Linked DNA regions of Homo sapiens: regions 2, 3 and 4 are each linked to region 1. The links are chromatin loops, found by intact Hi-C in ENCODE. Cell type or tissue: CD4-positive, alpha-beta T cell. All regions are shown on one strand.

Region 1 (5,000 bases):
TGTAATCCCAGCTACTTGGGAGGCTGAGGCAGAAGAATTGCTTGAACCTGGGAGGCAGTGGTTGCAGTGAGCCAAGATTGGGCCAGTGCACTCCAGCCTGGGTGACAGAGCGAGACTGTCTCAAAAAAAAAAAAAAAAAAGAAAGAAAAAAGTATAATAACATTATAAATAAATTCCTACATTTTATTAATGTTTGTGAAGTATGATTTTTTTTTAAAAAAAATTGGCCTCTAAAACGGTTAACAATTTCAGTAAAGAAGAAAATAAAAATTCAATGTTTGATATACATATATAAAAATAAATTTCAGGAAAATGAAAGGTCCATGTGATGACAGAATCCAAATTATATAAAAGATAGAAATTTCAATATTTGTTTTTACACATTTTAAGGAAAAAACCCTGAAAGCAGGGTTTTTATTTTTATTTTTTTTATTTTTCTGCACTTTACCAGAAAATAATGTTAATAAGTCTTGAGTTTTCAAGTCCCTCTCACTGACTTGGCACTTAGAGAACAGCCAGCACAGGCTCAGGACACCCTGCTGGGCATTCTATCAAGGAGACCATCCTCATGGAAATGCAGCAGAAAGCTACATGCAGAAGATGGATGGATGCTCTCCTCCCAGAGACCAGCAGGTGCAAGTGTAGAGGGAGTGGGCCAGGGAGGAGCTGTGAACACCAAGCTGGGAGAGGTGCCTGGACCTCCATTGGACCCTCCTGCCTGCAGGGGCCTCACAGGGTTCCAGCAGAGGCGAATCCTAGGTTCCCTGTCCTATGGCTGGCCCCTGAGACTTGCTCCACCTGCCAGCTCTTTCCACAAAGACATCAGGATGGCAAACCCAATCCAGCCCCCTCACAGAGAAAGGGGATTAATGTCAGGGCCCATGCCCATCCTGGCCTGTTCAGTAACTAATTGAGTAGTGAATAGGTTAGGCCAGAACGTGCTGCTGTGGCCCCTGGGATCACATCCCTGAAGGGAACTTGCCTGGGGCTGTGACCTAAAGTGGGAGGCCCACTTGGGGTTCAGTGAGCTGGGACTTAGTTCCCAGCTCAGTTCCCTCTGCCACTCCTGGGGGACTTGGGCTTGTCTAGAGCAGGCATTGAGGATGGCATATAGCAGACATGCTGAGCTGTCAGGTGGGTGCCAAGGGGTGAGCATGAGGCATCCTGAGGGTTGCAACCATCAGAAGGCCCTGAGGTCAGCCCAGAACCAGCCCAGCCTCTGTACCTGGAGCTGCAGGTGCACAGGCTGTACCTGGAGCTGCAGGGTGGGCGCTGTGCAATGGGCTGGTCAGAGTGGAGTGAGAAGCCAGTCAGGGAGGGGCTTTCATTGCCCTTTATCCTGTGGTGCAAATCAAGTCCCCAAGGCCACAAACCAGGCGGGGCAGAAACAATGGGCTAAAGCATCGCCTTCTCTCCTCTTTGGCTCACATAGGCCCCTGACTTTCCTGGGCTTGCCTGAAAGTGAGAGAAAATCCCTCTTCTTGTGAGGATGAACACAGAAGTCACCAGTCAAGTTTGGTGAGGGGGGGCCCAGGCACCCCCAGAGTCTTTGCAGGGCAGCACCCACTACTTGCTAGCTGGACCAGGAGGCCAGGCTGGGACATTCTGGGAACTGAGGTCACCAGTCCCTACTATGCCTCGAATCTGTCCCCACCATGCAACCTCGGGCCAGCTCAGGCTCTGCCACCAGCTCCCCACATCGTCGTCCCTCAAGAGGCCTAGGGTGGGTTCCCCCTGCTTGGTGTCTCTGGCCCCTGCTCTCCATTCTGAGGCCTGACAAGCACCCAACCTCCAAAGCTGTGTTTTCCTGGGGGAGTGGGTGTTGGGACCACTGGCACAGAACTCGCAGCTTAGCTACATGTTTGTTCCAGACTTGGTTAATCAATGCAGCAGTAAACCCGCTGCTTCTGGGGTACAGTCTCCTACATTTCACGGGTCAGGTAGACAGACTGCGTCCCCTTCACCCCCCAGGTGTGCGAAAACACAGTTGACTCCACCTGCAATTCGGTCCTGCCCTCTTCCACCTGAAGAAGACCTGCTCACACCCCAGGGGTCAGCTCCGCGGCTTCTTCTTGGTGAAGCCTCCCTGACATCGCCTCTGGCACTGATACCACCCTCTGAGCCCCAGCACAGTCCCAGCAAAAGCCGCGCACTGTGCAACAGAGGCCTGCGCTCGACCTCGCGGTGCACTCAGCAGGGGCTGCCCTCGGTCCCACCGTCTCCCTTAACGCCCCTGCCTCCCAGTCCCACGGCCCCCAGGAGGAGCCAGTACCCTAGCCCAGGGAGCCGGGTTGGGCGCGGCCTGGGGACCGGGCGTGGGAAGCTGGCCCACAGGGTCGCCCCTAGCAAGGAACCACCAGAGCGCGCATGCGGGAGCCGAGGCCGCAGCACTGGGTGGGCAGCTAGCTCACCGAAGACCCACGCAGCGGGCCAGGCGCCAGCGGCCGCTAGGTCTGGGCGCGGGGCCGGGCCGGCGAGAGAAGGGTCCGGGGCACCCAGTGGGCTCGGATCTCGAGCGGTCCCCGTGACGGCCCCGCGACTGCGCGACTTCCCGCTCTAGAGAGTTTATGGACCCTGTCCCAGGAGGGCTCCGCAGCCGCCAGGGAGGTACCGGAGGGACCGCGGCGCTGGGAGAGGGTGGCGCCAGGCGGCCCTGGAGCCCTGGGCGACGCGGCCGGGCCGGCCAGAGGGCGGAGAAGTCCAAAGCAGCAGCCCGGACAGCCGCTTCCGCCCCTGCGCCGCCCTCCCGGCCCAGGTGACCGGTCGCCCTACCCGGGGAGCAGCGCCCTCCTCCTCCTGGGCCGGAGCCGGGCGTGGGGGTCGCAGGCTGGTGCCACAGCCTGAGGACACCGCGGCCTCTGCCCCGGGGAGCACGCCAAATGCCGGACGGAGCGGCTGTTGCAGACGGTGAGGCCGCAGCCCCGCTTGAGGGTAGGGTCGGGCGGGGTGTCGGGGTCCTGGCAGAGGCCGCGGCGAGGGCAGGAGCCGGTGCGCTGGCCGCTGCACATGCGCCGCCCGGCACCGGGACCCTGCGGGCGCGCCCCCTGGTGGCAGCCAGCGGGAGGTGGCGTCCCTGTCCCCAGCCAGGCGGCAGCGCGAAGCTGCCTCCCCGCGGGGGGAGCGGAAGTGGCCCAGCTGCTCGAGTGACTTACTAGTTAAAAAGCTGGGGTTGGAGCTGCCACGCGGGGAAGTGTGGAGGCCTGCGGGGCTCCGCCTAGACTTTCTGGGTGTCCTCCTGGGACCTCAGGTTCCTCACCTGTCGCAGAGGACTGATGGGCTGCTATGGCAGGGTTGTTTGGAGGATTAGGCCAAATAGTCCCAGTAAAGCCCCATTAGCCTCCCTGGCCTCTGGATTTTTTTTTTTTTTTCTGGCTTGGGTAACTGCGGAATGTGGCCAGGTGCTGAAGCGGGAAGGCTGGACTCTCCCTAGGCGTCGGGGTTCCTTCCTGGCGCCCCCTCTTCTTAGGCTCTTTTCAAGCACATACCCGGCAACGTGTGCTCTACCCAAGAGCGCTTCACAGATCTTCCTGTGGGCCTAAAACCAGAACGCTTTGTTCCCTGACCCCGGCTCTCATATCACCCCAAAGCCAAGTCTTTTGGCGGAGCTGGCTTCAGATTCGAGTCTCAGTTTAATGCTTGTTCTCTAAGGTCTGCCCAGGGCTCTTATGATGGGGCGTTGTTCCACTCCACCCGACCCTGTGCCTCCCAATGCGCTGGGGGCCTCAACTGCAGGGACTTGGAACTGGGAGCCCTCCCTGACAGGCTGGCCTGGCCATGGACTGGTGGATCTCAGTCCCAGGGCGAGATACCCCGGGCAGGGACTCTCATCCCGGCTTTTGTACACTCCAGCCATTTAACCTGGTGTGGTGGCCTCGCTGAGACCCCAGGTCTGTGGGGCAGGATTTCTTCCTTGTGTCATAGTGGAGGAAACTGAGGCAGAGGGCCGGTGAATGACAAAGTCAGGGAAATGCTCTGATTGTGAAATGCCCCCTAGGCCTCACAGGTCCCTTCAAGACACAGCATCCCTCGGGTTGCTGCATCAATGGGCTGTTGGCTTGGGCACCCCAAGCTCAGCGCCATGTGGGGATGAAGCTGGGGAATGTGGGGGCAGGGAAATTCGTCCCCCATATCGGCACAGCAGGAATTTCATTCTCTGATATGTGTGGACACCACTGCATGTGTGGGTGTGGGTGGGGCCCCCATTGTGTTGATTAAGAAAGAGCCCTTCCTGGGGCCTCTGGGGAAGTGAGGGGCACCATGTGTGCCTGGCAGCTGGTTGGGGTGTGGAGGGGCTCGTCTGGACTCTGTCCTGTTGTCACCTTTTCAGGGCCAGCTAGACCCTGAAGTCTTAGTGCCAGTCATGCCCAGTTGCATGCTGCCCTTTACTTGCCTTCCCCCCCCCCGCCCCTGCCTGACTCCCCCAGCTCAGCCCCTGCCAGGATTTCTCAGGCCTCTGTGGACCCTGGATGGGATCCCAGGAGATGGCAACTCCACTGCCTGCCTCTGCCTGAAGTCTGGGGTCCCTGTGCAGGGTGGGTGAACAGGTCAGGGGTCAACTTTTGGCTGAGTGCGGGGCCTTTCCCTGATCCCCACCCCACACTGCTGGAACCACTGTGCACGGCTGGTCCCGGGGCTGCACTGGGTCCCCCAGCCTACTGCTGGACCGGATAGAGGAGAATACTTGTGCACATGGCTTGACCTGTTGTTAATGCTCAGTCCAAATCAGAACTAACCAGCTGTTTCCCTGGGGTCAGGGCCCAGGCCTGAGGCTGCCATGACCAGCCCATTCTCTGCCTTCTTGGGGGCCATCGGCGGCCAGTGTTTGGTGGTCCCCAAAAGACATGATGGCTAGGACTGGAGAGCTGGGGGTTAGGTCAGGAGACCCCCTGACCATGGGGGTCCACAGGGGCTGTCCCTGAGCTGTGGGTCCCTATGGGATGCAGGTACATGTGGATGCTTTAGGAGGTGAGCATGGGTCCTTCTGGCTGGCAGGATCTTGG
Region 2 (5,000 bases), 630 kb before region 1:
TGTGAAACAGATCTCCAGAACTTTTTCATCTTGTAATATGAAATCCTACACCCATTGAACAACTTCCCATTCTCCCCTGCAACCCCCACAAGCCCCTGGCAACCACAATTCTATTTTCTCTTTCTATTAGTTTGACTACTCTAGATACCTCATGTAAGTGGAATCATACAGTATTTGTCTTTTTGTGACTGGCCCTATTTCACTTAGCATAATGCATAATGTCCTCAAGCTTCACGCATGTTGTAGCATGTGACAGGACTTCCTTCGTTTTTAAGGCGGAACAATATTCCATTGTATGTTTATACCATATTTTGTTCATCTAATCCTCCATCAGTGGACATTTGGGTTGCTTGTACCTCTTGGCTATTGTGGATAATGCTGTTCTAAACATGGGTGAGCTAATATCTTTGAGATCCTGCTTTCAATTTAGATGTATGAGATTTCTGGGTCATAAGATTTAATTTTTTGAGAAACCACCATGCTGTTTCTTTACAGTGGCTACGTCATCTTACCTTCCCCCCAACAGTGTACAAGGATTCCAATTTCCCCACATCCTTGCCAACATTTGTTATTTTCTGGTTTTTTTTGATAGTGGCAATCCTAATAGGTGTGAGGTGGTATCTCATTGTGGTTTCATGAGGTTTAAGTTGAGCATCTTTTCATATGCTTTTAGACCATTCGTATATATCTTCTTTGGAGAAATGTGTGGTGCAATCTTGGTTCACTGCAACTTCCACCTCCTGAGTTCCAGCAATTCTCCAGTCTCAGCCTCTCGAGTAGCTGGGATTACAGGCATGTGCCACCATGCCTGGCCATCTTCGCTCTTGAGCACCTGTGTCATGGTAGGTCAAGGACCCCTGACAGTCAGGGTCCCAGGCAGGAGGGGGCACATCCCTTCTATTATCTTGGATTCTACCACCCCCTTAGAGGGAGACTACAGACCCCCGGACTCTTCCCAGAGACCCATTGCCAGCACTTCATTCTGTTGATCTCCTCTTGCACTTCTGCCTCCCCCAGCCTGGAAAGAGTTTTAAACATCTTGTCCCTGGCAAGGAAACCCTGGCTCAGCCAGTATTCTTACCTAATTTTTCTGCCTCGTGTCCAAAGTGCAGCTGTATTAAATGTATTAAATAAAAGGAAAAACTTGGGCCAGAAGCGGTGGCTCATGGCCAGCACTTTAGGAGGCCAAGGTAGGTGGATCATCTGAGGTCAGGAGTTCGAGACCAGCCTGGCCAACATGGTGAAATGCCGTCTGTACTAAAAATACAAAAATTAGCCAGGTGTGGTGGTGTGCACCTGTAATCCCAGCTACTCAGGAGGCTGAGGCTGGAGAATTGCTTGAACCCGGGAGGCAGAGGTTGCAGTGAGCTGAGATCATGCCACTGCACTCCAGCCTGGGTAACAGATGGAGACTCCGTCTCAAAAAAAGAAAAAAAAAGAAAAAGTTGGAGGGCTTTACCATTTCTGCTGGGAAGTCTGGAGCAAAGGCCACTGGCAGTGCCACTCAGCTTGAACATAGTGAGGGTGGGTGGGAGGGCAGGAATACAGTGTTCCTTCACCAGGTTGCAGGTGGGCATCGACCTCTTGGTGGTCTGGCGCAGCCTCCCTGCCTGGGGCCGTCTGCCTTGGGCTCGTCACTGCCCAAGGATCAGATGAGCTGCTGGAGGAGGACCCTGAGCCAGAGTTAGTTCTTAGCTTAAACTCTACAGCCGTGCTTCTCAAAGTGTGGTCCTGGGGGCCCATGAAGTCAAAACTATTTTGTAATAAAACTACATTACCTTACCATTCTCCTTCTATTACAAGTGTACACAGGAGTTGTCCAGAAGCTGCATGATACGATATGTGATATCACAAGGGATTGACTCCAAAAGCAGGTCGGAGAATCCAGCTGTCTTCTTCTTCTTCTTCTTTTTTTTTTTTTTGTGGAGACAGAGTTTTGCTCTATTGCCCAGGCTGGAGTGCAGTGGTGCGATCTCAGCTCACTGCAACTTCTGCCTCCTGGGTTCAAGCAATTCTCCTGCCTCAGCCACCAGAGTAGCTGGAATTACAGGCACGCGCCACCACACCTGGCTAATTGTGTAGTTTTAGTAGAGATGGGGTTTCACCATGTTGGTCAGGCTGGTCTTGAACTCCTGACTTCAGGTGATCTGCCAGCCTTGGCCTCCCAAAGTGGTGGGATTACCGATGTGAGCCACCGTGCCCGACCTCACCTCCTGGGTTTTCAGCAATTCTCTCTGCCTCAGCCTCCCAAGTAGCTAGGATTACAGGTGCCCGCCACCATGCCTGGCTAATTTTTGTGTTTTTAATAGAGACGGGGTTTTGCCATGTTGGCCAGGCTGGTCTTGAACTTCTGACCTCAGGTGATCCACCCACCTGGGCCTCCCAAAGTGCTGGGATTACAGGCGTGAGCCACTGTGCCTGGCCGAATCCAGCTCTCTTCTATTAAGATATTCTTTTTATTCTAGTAAAGAGAATTGCAAAAATGTAAACAAATGCCAGTCTTCATGAAAGGTTTTTGGTTTGTAAAAATATAGCTATTTTCAAAAAACTTATTTATGTTAAAATGAAATGTTTATTTTTGTTATTTTTTAAAAAGTTGATACATAAATAAAATTCTCAGTTGTAATTTCTCAACAGGATAGAGCTAACCCACATAACAAAAGGTCTTTGCAGTCCTCAGTAAGTTTTACAAGTTTAAAGGGGTCCTGAGACCAAAACGTTTGAGGACCACTGTCCCTCCGGAAGGCTGCGGCTTTCTTCTGGTGGCTTTACACTTCTGCTGTCCTTCAGCCACGTCCCTTTCGCGTCTCCAGGGACTCCTCCATTTGCCTTGAATTTCTCCTGTTAGCTCCACTCCAGGGTGGCCACATGAGGGCAGCCGATTCCGCCCTGAGCCCTTGCGGGGGCCTCAAGCACAGGTGTTCACCAGGTCAGCCTTCAGCATCCAGTTCCTACCGAGTCCCTGGCTGGTGGTACTGGAGAAGCAAAGACGATAAACCAGGTCCTTGTTCTGTGGGAGGCTCAGGCCTCCTGTTCTCTCCCTCCCAGGGGCCAGGAGAGAGGCCCCAGCCAGAGCCTGAGCACATCATAGGGTTGACATGTTTGGTGAATGAACATTATCTCTGTGTTGTGCAGAGCTGAGCATAGAACTCCATCTTCTAGATCCTGAACTTTAACCTGGAAGGGTTAGGCCTTCTTGCCATTGCCTGCAGGGAGAGGTGAGCACCCTAGAACACTTACTGTTCGGGAGCACGTGGTTCTCATGCAGTAAAGTGAGAAGGGGAGAGGAGGCACCTTTTCTCTAGTCTTGGATTAAGGTGGAAGTAAAGGGCATATGTGAAGTTTTTCCCAAAACTAAGGCCTCATTTATTTTTTATTTTTTATCAGAACAAGTCATGGACATCTCTAGCAATGAAAGCAAAGCCCTGCAGTCATTTAACATAGACATACTCTCTACATCCTGTTAGCCAGCGGCTCCTACGACTTCTCCCAACAATCTTAAAGCAACCTGGCATGAAGGAGCTGGCTCAAATGCTGGTCAGTGGAAAGGGCATAAGCTCTGAAGTCACAACACAAGGGTTCAAATCCGACCCTCCCGGCTCCTGGTCTGTGCTCTCTCCCCCTTACTGTAATGCCAACTTCACTTTGGTTTTTACCCCTGCAAATATTCATCATTGTGTTGAGTCAACACAATGATACATAAAAAATCAGCAGTCTCTGATAAAGTGTGGCCTACTGGTTAAGAGGAGCAGGGCTTTGAAAGGATAGCCAAGGTAACACTCCTGGTTCCACCATGTGTTAGCTGTGTAACCTCGGGCAAGCTGCTTAACCTCTCTGAGTCTCAATTTTCTCAACTGTAGAAAGCAGACATAATATTACAGGGTTGCTGAGAGAATAATATGACATTAGGTTTCTAAAGTGCTTAATTCAGTACCTGGCTCATAGTAAGTGCTCAATAAACACCAGTTATAAACATCACTGCATTTGAAATTCACAGCTTTTTCAAAGTTAGAGTCAGAAAGAATTTCAGAAGTCCTGTAATTCAATGTTTTCCAAAGTGTGTTCAAAACACTCACTTCCCTCAAGATGCTCCATGAAAAAGGGTTCTGTGGCCAAATATGATGGGTTGTATATTAAAGCCTCAGAGAAGCCACAGAGTAAAGAAACCTGTTGAACTTTGATTACTCCAACCTTTATCAAATGGATTTGACTGTAGAACCCTCTTCACACATCACTTTTTAACTTCCAGGTTGCTGGTAGACAGAGCTCAGTCATTAACCATCATTAAGAATCATAACAAATACTGGATAACATTTATGGAGGGTTTGCTCTATGCCAGGCACTGTGATATGCACAAGGCATGTATTATCTCACTTTATTCATAACAACACTAAGAAGTAGTGCTATCATCTTTTACGGATGAAAAAATAGGCTTAGAAGACTAAGTAACTTGGCCAAGGTCACATACCAAGAAATCGTCAGCATGCAAACTCAGGTTGGCCTGGCTCTGGAATTCAGCCTTGCCACCTCCCTGTATGGTTTCCGCAGCCCACTGCATTACCCCTGACTGTTGGACAGTCCTTCCTTGTATTGAGCTGAAATCCAATTCCAGTTCCAATCACACTGTTTCTCCAGGGTGCACATAAATATATGGTGAAATGTATTATTTAGTTTCAATTCTAAATATCCTTTATTTGTCATTGTTTCTCGAATTGTATTTATTCTGTTCCCTTTTCTCTTGACTTGCTCAAGTACTTCAGCATTTCATTTGGACTAAAAAACTCAACACAATTCTGTCTGCTTTCTTATAGTATGATATTTTCATTTTTAGGAAGTGACACATTATCAAAACCCATAAGAACTAAATTTTTTTAAGAGGGGGAAAAAGACAAGGTCAGGAGGCTGAGGTGGGAGGATCGCTTGAGCCCAGGAGTTCGAGACCAGCCTGGGCAACAGAGTGAGACCCTGTCTCTACAAACACCACCACCACCAACAAAAAA
Region 3 (5,000 bases), 61 kb before region 1:
GACCTCAGAAATAATGCCACACATCTACAATCATCTGATCTTTGACAAACCTGACAAAAACCAGCAATGGGGAAAAGATTCCCTATTTAATAAATGGTGTTGGGAAAACTGGCTAGCCATATGCAGAAAACTGAAACTGGATCCCTTTCTTACACCTTATACAAAACTTAACTCAAGGTGGATTAAAGACCTAAACATAAGACCTAAAACCATAAAAACCCTAGAAGAAAACCTGGGCAATACCATTCAGCATAGGCATGGGCAAAGACTTCATGATAAAACACCAAAAGCAATGGCAAAAAAAAGCCAAAATTGACAAATGGGATCTGATTAAACTAAAGAGCTTCTGCACAGCAAAAGAAACTATCATCAGAGAGAACAGGCAACCTACAGAATGGGAGAAAATTTTTGCAATCTATCCATCTGACAAAGGGCTAACATCCAGAATCTACAAAAACTTAAACAAATTTACAAGAAAAAATCCCCATCAAAAAGTGGGCAAAGGATATGGACACTTCTCAAAAGAAGACATTTATGCAGCCAACAGACACATGAAAAAAAATCTCATCATCACTGGCCATCAGAGAAATGCAAATCAAAACCACAATGAGATACCATCTTATAGCAGTTAGAATGGTGATCGTTAAAAGGTCAGGAAACAACAGATGCTGGAGAGGATGTGGAGAAATAGGAACACTTTTACACTGTTGGTGGGAGTGCAAATTAGTTCAACCATTGTGGAAGACCGTGTGGCAATTCCTCAAGGATCCAGAACCAGAAATACCATTTGAACCCAGAAATCCCATTACTGGGTATATACCCAAAGGATTATAAATCATTCTATAAAGATACATGCACACATGTTTGTTGCAGCACTGTTCACAATAGCAAAGACTTGGAACCAACCCAAATGCCCATCAATGATAGACTGGATAAAGATAATGTGGCACATATACACCATGGAATACTATGCAGCCATAAAAAGGGATGATTTCATATCCTTTGCAGGGACATGGATGAAGGTGGAAACCATCATTCTCAGCAAACTAACACAGGAACAGAAAACCAAACACCGCATGTTCTCACTCATAAGTGGGAGTTGAACAATGAGATCACATGGACACAGGGAGGGGAACATCACACATCAGGGCCTGTCATGGGGTGGGGGGCTAGGGGAGGGATAGCATTAGGATAAATACCTGATGTAGATGACAAGTTGACGGGTGCAGCAAACCACCATGGCACGTGTATACCTATGTAACAAACCTGCACGTTCTGCACATGTATCCCAGAACTTAAAGTATAATAATAAAAAGAAGCAACTAGGATGATACAGGTGAGCAGTGAAAAATGGCAGCACAGAATCAAAAATATGCAGCCTACCAGTGAAAGTAGACATAGCAGGAGTTGCACACAGATTGGAACAAGCCAATTCAAATGTATGTATCTGGCCTCACAAGTGGGGAAAATAAAAATGCCCTGTACAAGATTAGGGAAGGCTTGGGGAGTGGAGCATTGGGATGAAGAGCTCTGGTTTGCAGATGTGAAGGTTGGGCACCTTGGCATGAGGAGTCTCTGGAAAGTGATGGTGGCAGGGGCCAGGTGGGTTTGGTTAAGGAGAGATGGGAGGTGAGAAGCGGGCACCAGGGCATGATGCTGTGAGCAAATGAGGACATCTCTGGGGGAGTTTTGGAGAGTGGGATGAGAATAAAGGAAACACAGTCATATTGGGGAAGATTTCGGGCAGAGGGAAAGTCTTCAAAAAGAGGTGATTGCGGGAACAGTGTTCTGCGGAAGTGGGACAGGATCAACCACACTGATAAGAGAGTTGGCATAGTGGGAAAAAGGAACTCTCTCTCATTGACCCAGGAAGGCAAGTGGTATCAATGAGTGTCCACAGGTTACCAGCTTAGCAGTAAAGGCAACAGGCAGTTGAGGGCTTGCCAGTGCTGTTTCAATGCTCTCTAATATCTATAGAACATTAACCTGGGGCAGGAGGTTCATTCTTAGGATACTTGAGAGTGTGGAGTTTGGGTGCAAGGGAGAAGAATCTAAGAATACATTGTGTTCAAGAGCCATTTTGTTTTTGAAAACACTGTTGAGTTTGGGGAACACTGCCGGATCTGAGTTGCCAACCTAACTTTCAGATACTAAACAAACTCTTAAAATGAACTGTTTTGAAAACACAGTTGGGTTTGGAGAACGTTGTCAGATCTGAGCTGCCAATCTGATAACCTTCAGACAATAAGCTCTCATAAAATGAACTGTTTTCCTTTTGTCTTGATACATAGTTCAAATGATATATAGACCATATGCTTCTGCAGAGCACCCTTTGAGGTAACAACACCTCACGGCTTACCTCCATAACCTTTACTCAACTGTTCACTTTACCAAATTCTTTGCAGGTAGATGTTTGATAGATGTAAAATACTTCATGAGATTTTCTCACAAACTGCTTGGCAAGTTTAGGGAATCCCAAGGATCAGAGACTGACAGCTGTTACTGCCTTTAAGCCAACAGAATTGACAATGTTGCAGATGATGTAAGACAGAAAATAAGCTGGGTGCAGTGGCTCACGCCTGTAATCCCAGCACTTTGGGAGGCTGAGGTGGGTGGATCACGAGGTGAGGAGATCAAGGCCATCCTGGCCAACAAGATGAAACCATGTCTCTGCTAAAAATACAAAAATTAGCTGGGCATGGTGGCACATGCCTGTAATCCCAGCTACTCGGGAGGCTGAGGCAGGAGAACCTCTTGAACCTGGGAGGCAGAGGTTGCAGTGAGCTGAGATCGCACCACTGCACTCCAGCCTGGAGACAGAGCTAGACTCCTTCTAAAGACAAAACAAAACAAATCAGAAAATAAATTTTCATGAAGTGATTGTGGGGATAGGAAAACTAGGGGCTGTGAGAAGGGCCCTTCTCTACGCGGGTGTTCCTTATCAAGGCACTGAATATGGAAACATCTTATGGCCCCAAAGACCTGAACGTGTCATGCTGTTCTGCACAGCAGCCACTGGGAGGCTCTCTTGGCTAGCTGTTCAAGCTAGCGCCACAGAAGGATTAGTTATTGTGAAAAGGAGAAGATAGCAATGTACTCAGTATCCCCTGGGTTTTATACAATCAAGCATGACATACCTGTGAAATTCCTATCTACCTGCAAACTAGATATAGCAACACATTGCACAAGGTGGGCACTGAAGTATTCATTTAACAACTTTAATGCACACTGGGCCTATGCATGTGCTGCCTTTTATGGGTGTGAAGGTAATGACTCCTTCTGTCTTCATGATACCCTTGGCTGAGATGTCCAGTCATTCCTGTGATCAAAATTGGACTGGAAATTTCTAAGGACAGAGTAGATGGCAGAGACATCTGACTTACAACTGTGATTTGATCTCTTGCTTTGGCTGACTAAGCAAAATCTGAAGAATATAAAAATAAAAGGCATTTATTTTCTGGCCAAAAACAGAAGTAATCTATCATTCATGCATTCTTATCACAGCAGCTAAATTGAACTAAAATAAAACATCAGTGCTCTCTTTGCAAATTTACCTGGAAAGGATCTTGACTTATGCTGAAATTGACATTTGTCCATCTAACTGGAAAAGGATTTCCTTGGGAGTCATTCTTTTTGCCTCCAAGATTATGCATGATCAAGCTGTACAAAGTGGAAAACTGTCAGATCTTCAAGGATATCCCAGTAAAAGACATGTGAGTTTATAAGGTTTTGTTAAACTTTCTAACCGTTTTCAAATACCTCATTTTTTCCCATAAAGTTAACACTTTAAAAATATTTTGAAAGGTAACATTGTACAGATAATGAAGATAGGTATAAAACTACCTAGTTTTTCTATCCAGATTCAGTATAACAATTCATATTTTTTCATTATTAATGAATAAGTCTTGATGTGTTACTGTTGCAGTAATCTGCTTGAGAAATTGAAAAGTATTTTCCAGTATTTATTTTTGGCAAGCATCTTACAAGTGTATTACCAGAACAACACAGTACAATAAAGATTTTTATGGCTTTCTACAAGCTGTCAGTTTTAGTCATTTTTTAAGGAGTACATGTCTGGCCTTTGAAATAATTGGCTACTGGAGAAGTTATAACTTCAATGAGTTATACCAAACTTACAGAGTGAAAAAGGATATAAGAGAGTACCATAAGCAACTGTACACCAAAAAAATTGAATAACCTAAATAAAATGAACAAATTTTTAGAAACAAAAAACCTACTAAGACAGAATCAGGAATAGAATAGCTTAATAAACCTATTCATCAAGGAGATTCAGTATGAACATTGCATCAGTAACCAAAAACCCAGCAACAAAGAAAAGCCCTAGACCAGATGGCTTCACTGTTGAATTCTACCCAACATTTAAAGCAGAATTAATACCAGTTTTTCTCAAACTCTTTCAAAAATTTGAAGAGGAGGTAACATTTTCTAACTCATTCTATGAGGCCAGTATTACCCAGACACCAAACACGAGAAAACTACAGACAAACATCACTTACAAATGCTGATGCGAAAATCCTCAACAAAATACTAGCAATTTAAATTTAGCAGTACATTAAAAGGATTATACAACATGAATGAGTATAATTGACTCCTGAAGTAAAAGTATGCTCCAACACATAAAAATCAATGTAATATCACATTAACGTAAAGAAGAAAAGAAAAAAACGTAAAGAAAAATGTGATTATTTTAACCAAAGCAGAAAAAAGTATTTATCAAAATTTAACCCACTTTCATAAAAAATACTCAAGAAACTATAAACAGAAAGGAAAGACCTTAACATGTTATACATTAAAAAAAAAAAACACACGGTTAACATAATGGTGAAAGCTTTTATCCTAAGAGCAAAAACAAGGATGCCTGCTTTTACCACTTCTATTTAACATAGTATGGAAGATTCTAGTTAGAGCAATAAGGCAAGAAAAAGAATAAAAAATTCCAACTAAAAAGAAAAGGTAAAAGTATCTGTTTGCAGATGATA
Region 4 (5,000 bases), 910 kb before region 1:
CCCCGGGCTGCAGCTGGGGATGCCAGGATGATGACAATTCACAGTGTGGAATAAGTGCCAAAAAAGAAGGGCTCGGGGACACGGAAGGGGAGCCCATCTCTGTCAGGAGGATTCCGGATGATTTAGTCACAAAACAGTGACTAGAACAAAATCCTTACGCATGTACATACTTCTGATTATGAAAGCCAATTATGCTTGTTGGGAAATTTTTAAGTAAGCAAAAAACTGTAAGGTAGAAAAGAAAAACCTTTGGGAGGCCAAGGCGGGTGGATCACAGGAGGTCAGGAGTTCAAGACCAGCCTGACTAACATGATGAAACCCCATCTCTAATAAAAATACAAAAAATTAGCCAGGTGTGGTGGTGGATGCCTATAATCCTAGCTACTTGGGAGGCTGAGGCAGGAGAATCGCTTGGACCTGGGAGGCGGAGGTTGCAGTTAGCCAAAATCGCGCCACTGTTCTCCAGCCTGGGCAATAAGAACAAAACTCTCAAAAAAAAAAAAAAAAAAAGAGAAACCACTCATTATCCCATCACTCAAACCAATCTCTGTTAATAATCTGATGTTTTTCTTTTAATTCTGAAACTTCAGGACTCACTGGCACATCCACTTCTCAATTCTGCATTTCTCACTGAGTGCGGCAGTGTGTGTCTGCCTGCCTGCTGCGCCCCAGCAATCCTCTGATGCTATCCCCATGACTCCTGCCCAGGTCTGGTTCCTGAACTCCAGGCCCACGTGTCCAGTTGGCCTCAGATGTGGATGTCCCACAGCCACCTGTAACTAGATGTGTCTCAACTAAACTCATTCCCTGCTCCCCTGCCCTCCAGTCCTGCCTGTCCTCCCATGCTCCCAGCTCAGGGTGGGCCATCCCCATGCTTCTGGCCTACCAGCCAGTCATTCTCGGGACACCCAGGCCCACGATGTTACAGCCACAGTGGAAGGGCATCCATGCAACCTCATCGTCATCTCTCCTGCTCATGGCCTTGACCTCACTTCAGGACCCCATCATCTCTCCTCTGCTTCACCTGACCTCCTCCTAATGAATCTCCTCGCATTGTCTTCCCTTCTTTAAGCCACAGGCAGCCAGAGTGACCCCATCACATGCAAATGTGATCTCATCATGCCCCACCTTGACAGCCTCCAAGGACACCTGCTTGTCACTGCAGGAAAGTCCATGCGCCTCACCCTGGCTCCCCAGGTCGTGATCCAGCCCTGACCCCTTCACCAGCTCCACAAGGGTCCTCTGCTCCCACTGCCTGGAGTGACTCCAGATGAAGCATGCTCTGGAGGTGCCTCTGTGACCTTCATGTTCTGCTCCATCCTCCAATCTCCTGGTGCCACGTCCTCTGCAAAGCCTCCCTTCAGTGACCTTCTTGTCCCTCTCCTGGGTCAGGCCTCCTCTGTACTCCGTGGAGCCCCATGTTTGCCCCACCACGGCCCTCTTCACACTGCATGCCATGTGCCTGCGAACCCGACCACTGCCACGCCATGCCCTATATCTGGGTTCTAATCCTGGCTCTGGCATTCACTAGCTGTGCAAACTTGGTCAAATTATTCAATCTCTCTGAGCATGTTTCCTAATTTATACATGTATTTATGATAACACTAATAGCACCCCCCTCAACTGGGGGTGCTAGTAGTGTACAGATGAAATAAAGTAACCGGTGTACAGTGTGCACCACCCTGCCCAGCACACAGGAAGCCCTCCCTAACCTTTGGTTTTGGCGATTCCTTCATCATTGCCATGGTCACTGCCTTTCTGCCAGGGCAAAGATGTAGCCAGGCTGGGAGAAGCCATGAAAGAAAGGGAGCTTTCTCTTCTCCAGGGCATTCCTGGGGGTACAGGATTGGACGTCGCTGAGCTCCTGACCCGTCTTCCTTTTCTTCGGGCACCTTGTAATGCACCCGACCGTCCAGAAGGGGGCAGCCTCTGCAGGCGGCGCCAGGCTATTTCAGACGCCTCTGTAGGCGGCCCTCTTGATCTCACTCCAGCACGTGTTCTCAGAAAGCATGACTAAAATTGGGCATTTTTTTTTCCATTGAAATAAAAACAGGGCTGCTGTCGACAGCAAACTGGCTCTGTAAGATACTGTTTGTCCATAATTTGCAGAAGCTATTTTTAAAATAACCCAAACACATGTTGCCACATTGAAAGCCACAGAAATTAGCATTGCACTTTTTCCCCCCAAAACTGCTTTACTCATTCACAAGTTTGAAAAGGTACAGGTTGGAAGTTAGAAACCGTCCAGGATGTTAGTTAGCAACAGATGCACCGTTATCGACCCCAAATTCAAATGTTGAAGCCCTAACCCTTCATGTGTATTTGGAGATAGGGCGTGTGAGGAGATGGTAAGGGTTGAATGGGTCATAAAGGTGAGGCCCTAACCCAATAGGGCTAGTTGCCTTATAAGCAGAGGAGTGTGCTCTCTGCAGTGTGAGGACGTAGTGAGAAGGTGGCTGTCTGCAAGCCAGGAAGAGAGCCCTCCTTAGAAACTGAACTAGCCTGGCCTTGATCTTGGACTTTCCACCCTCCAGACCTGTGAGAAAATACATTTCAGTTAAGCCATGCAGTGTGTGCTGTGTTTTTATGGCAGTCCAAACAGACTGAGACAGGTGTCTGATGGCACTTTGACCCTCTCTTGTATTATTGTTGTCATTATTACATCAACTCGTTATTTTCTTGTTTAAAAAAAACCCTGCAAGCCCTCATGTCTTGCTAAAGCATGAAATCCATCTTCTCACTCCTGGTTTGCCATTCCCTTTCTCACTTGCTTGTTGAATTTGTCATCTCAGGCCCATGCATGGCACTTGAAATGCCAGGAGCGGGCCACAGCTGTTGCAGTAAAACAGCAAGAAAAATGACTTGTCCACTGTTTCGAGGTGTTTGTGGGAACTAGGATAATATTCCGTGTTTCTGTGGGAGGGCATGGGAGCCAGCCTGTGAGCTAAAGAGTAAACTTGGTTCTGCACAGTCAGTCTGCTGTGAGGAGAGAGGACTGGGGTGTGGGGGGTGCCTAGGTTGTGCTCCCCTGAAGGGTTTCAGAGAGCCCAGAACAAAAACAGTGCCTCCTTAGAGAGACCCAGGGTCCCCACCTGCATTAGTCCATTTTCACACTGCTATAAAGAACTACCTAAGACTGGGTAATTTATGAAGAAAAAAAAGGTTTCATTGACTCACAGTTCTGCATGGTTGGGGAAGTCTCAGGAAACTTACAATCATGGCAGAAGGCAAAGAGGAAGCAAGGCACGTCTTACGTGGTGGCAGGAGAGAGTGAGCGAGGCGGGGAAATGCCAAACACTTTTAAAACATCAGATCTTGTGGGAACTCACTTATATCATGAGAACAGCAGGGGGGAAACCACCTCTATGATCCAATCACCTCCCACCAGGTCCCTCCCTCGACATGTGGTGATTACAATTCAAGATGAGATTTGAGTGGGGGGACACAGAGCCAAACCATATCCCCACCCCACCCCAACTCCCCCAGTCCTGCTGGAGAGCAAGTCCTGCCAGTTGATCTTGGGGGCTAGAGCCAAGGGTTGCTGCAACTCAGCTGTCCATACTCCACAGGGCCTGGCCAGGTCCCCAAACCAGGACTCAGCTTGACAACGGCTGTCTCAGTAGTCCCAGAATAGTGCTGGTGCCGGGGCAAACCCCGCTGCTGTGGAGACCTCCTGGACTGCTCAGGAATAGGGCGCAGAGTCAGGGAAAGGTTTTGAACCTTGTTTCAAAGCCTGCATCTGTTGCCTACCAGCTGTGTGATCTTAGATGAGTTACTCACCCTCTCTGTGCCTCTGCTTTCTTACCTACAAAGTGGGGTCGACGAAGCTGATCATAGACTTTTTTATAAAGATTAAGCTACTTAGCTTTAATCACCTGGTATGGTGCCTGGCACAAAGCAATCTTTAATTGCTACTGGTTGCCATTATTCTCAGGCAGGAGTTGGCAAACTTTCTCTGTATAGGGCCAGATGGTAAATATTTTAGGCTTTGCAGCCGCGCGGTCTCCGTGACAACTACACAATTCAACTCTGCTATTATAGTACTAAAGCAGTTACAGACCAAACATAAATTAATGGCATGGCTGTTTCCAATAGACTATTTAGGAAATCAGGTGGGCCATATTTCTAAGGTGACGCCTGTTCAGAAGCTGGGCGGTTAAGGGAGTGGAAAAGAGGGGGCCAGGGGCCAGGCAGGTCTCTGACGCACAGAAATGTCACACACTAGAGGCAGCAGGCGAAGGGGCCACTCGTCCATGATGTCTTACTGGGCAGGGTTATTACAAGCCTGGGCCCATACACCATCTGGGCATTTACCAATGGACTTTGGAGGCTGGGGGGTGTCCGTGGGTCCCTAAATTTGTACATAGAATCATTTGTGTACATGCATATGAGTTGTTCTGGAGAGATTTACAGCTTCCTCTAAATTATCTAAGGTATATGTGACCCAAAAGGTGAAGAACTACCATGTTAACACAAGCGACCATCTGGACGTCAGTGAAGACCTCCCAGAGATTGTGGTGCCCTAGCAGAGGTGGGGAGGAGAGGTCGCAGGGCTGACCCGGCCCACAGCTGCTTAGAAGCAGGCCTCTCCCAGTGCCTCTCGCAGGGTCTTTCCCTCATCGCCAATTCTCAGACTGGTTCGAGGAGTATTGTTCTGGTGTGCCCTGGTATGGAGACGGTCTCCTCTCACCAACACTGCTGAGCACTCCACAGTCAACCTACCGTGGCACCCTGCGGAGCTCCTTTATTCTCAGCTTCTCTCCCCTACCCAGACCAGAATTGGGGGGCAGTCCCATGTGACCCCAGCCTCCTGCCCAATCGAATAAAAGGGTGAAGCCCTCAGTCGAGGACATACAAGGGGCAGAGAGGACCGGCAGGGGCTGGGGGCTGGATGGACGCTGCCTTGCTGGCGTTTGCTGGAAAAAGGTCCCATCCAAACTTAGTTTACACAATGTGCCAGACTGCAGCCACCCAGCCATGGCCAGTACGGTGCCTGTGGT

Evidence for each region. Peaks named below come from ENCODE experiments on the same cell type or tissue, not always from the same donor. Only the 100,000 strongest peaks of a DNase experiment are listed, where the experiment ranks them.
Region 2: it touches region 1 in a loop (4-fold over the local background); 3 of 110 quality-filtered maps call a loop at or near these places.
Region 3: a loop joins it to region 1, with 9 times the contacts of the local background. A loop is called at or near these places in 42 of 110 quality-filtered maps.
Region 4: it touches region 1 in a loop (10-fold over the local background); 5 of 110 quality-filtered maps call a loop at or near these places.

The regions. Positions count from the first base shown.
Region 1 is chr1:227,539,669-227,544,668 of GRCh38, forward strand. No RefSeq gene overlaps it. Among named protein-coding and RNA genes, the nearest start is that of ZNF678, 21 kb to the right of the region's middle. RefSeq lists a silencer at 2,593-3,192. In CD4-positive, alpha-beta T cell, CTCF peaks have their summits at 3,050 (motif pointing left) and 3,255; a DNase peak (open chromatin) is centred at 3,103; H3K4me3 peaks cover 854 bases; H3K27ac peaks cover 260 bases.
Region 2 is chr1:226,909,916-226,914,915 of GRCh38, forward strand. LOC107985354 (a long non-coding RNA gene) reads left to right here and starts at 747. Exons shown (of 3, transcript XR_001738506.2): 1 at 747-842; 2 at 3,388-5,000. In CD4-positive, alpha-beta T cell, a CTCF peak has its summit at 2,897 (motif pointing right); a DNase peak (open chromatin) is centred at 2,876.
Region 3 is chr1:227,478,704-227,483,703 of GRCh38, forward strand. No RefSeq gene overlaps it. Among named protein-coding and RNA genes, the nearest start is that of ZNF678, 82 kb to the right of the region's middle. In CD4-positive, alpha-beta T cell, a CTCF peak has its summit at 3,070; a DNase peak (open chromatin) is centred at 3,018; H3K27me3 peaks cover 508 bases.
Region 4 is chr1:226,624,725-226,629,724 of GRCh38, forward strand. No RefSeq gene overlaps it. Among named protein-coding and RNA genes, the nearest start is that of ITPKB-IT1, 48 kb to the right of the region's middle. RefSeq lists an enhancer at 3,216-3,315. In CD4-positive, alpha-beta T cell, CTCF peaks have their summits at 1,924 (motif pointing right) and 2,125; DNase peaks (open chromatin) are centred at 1,947 and 3,287; H3K4me3 peaks cover 389 bases.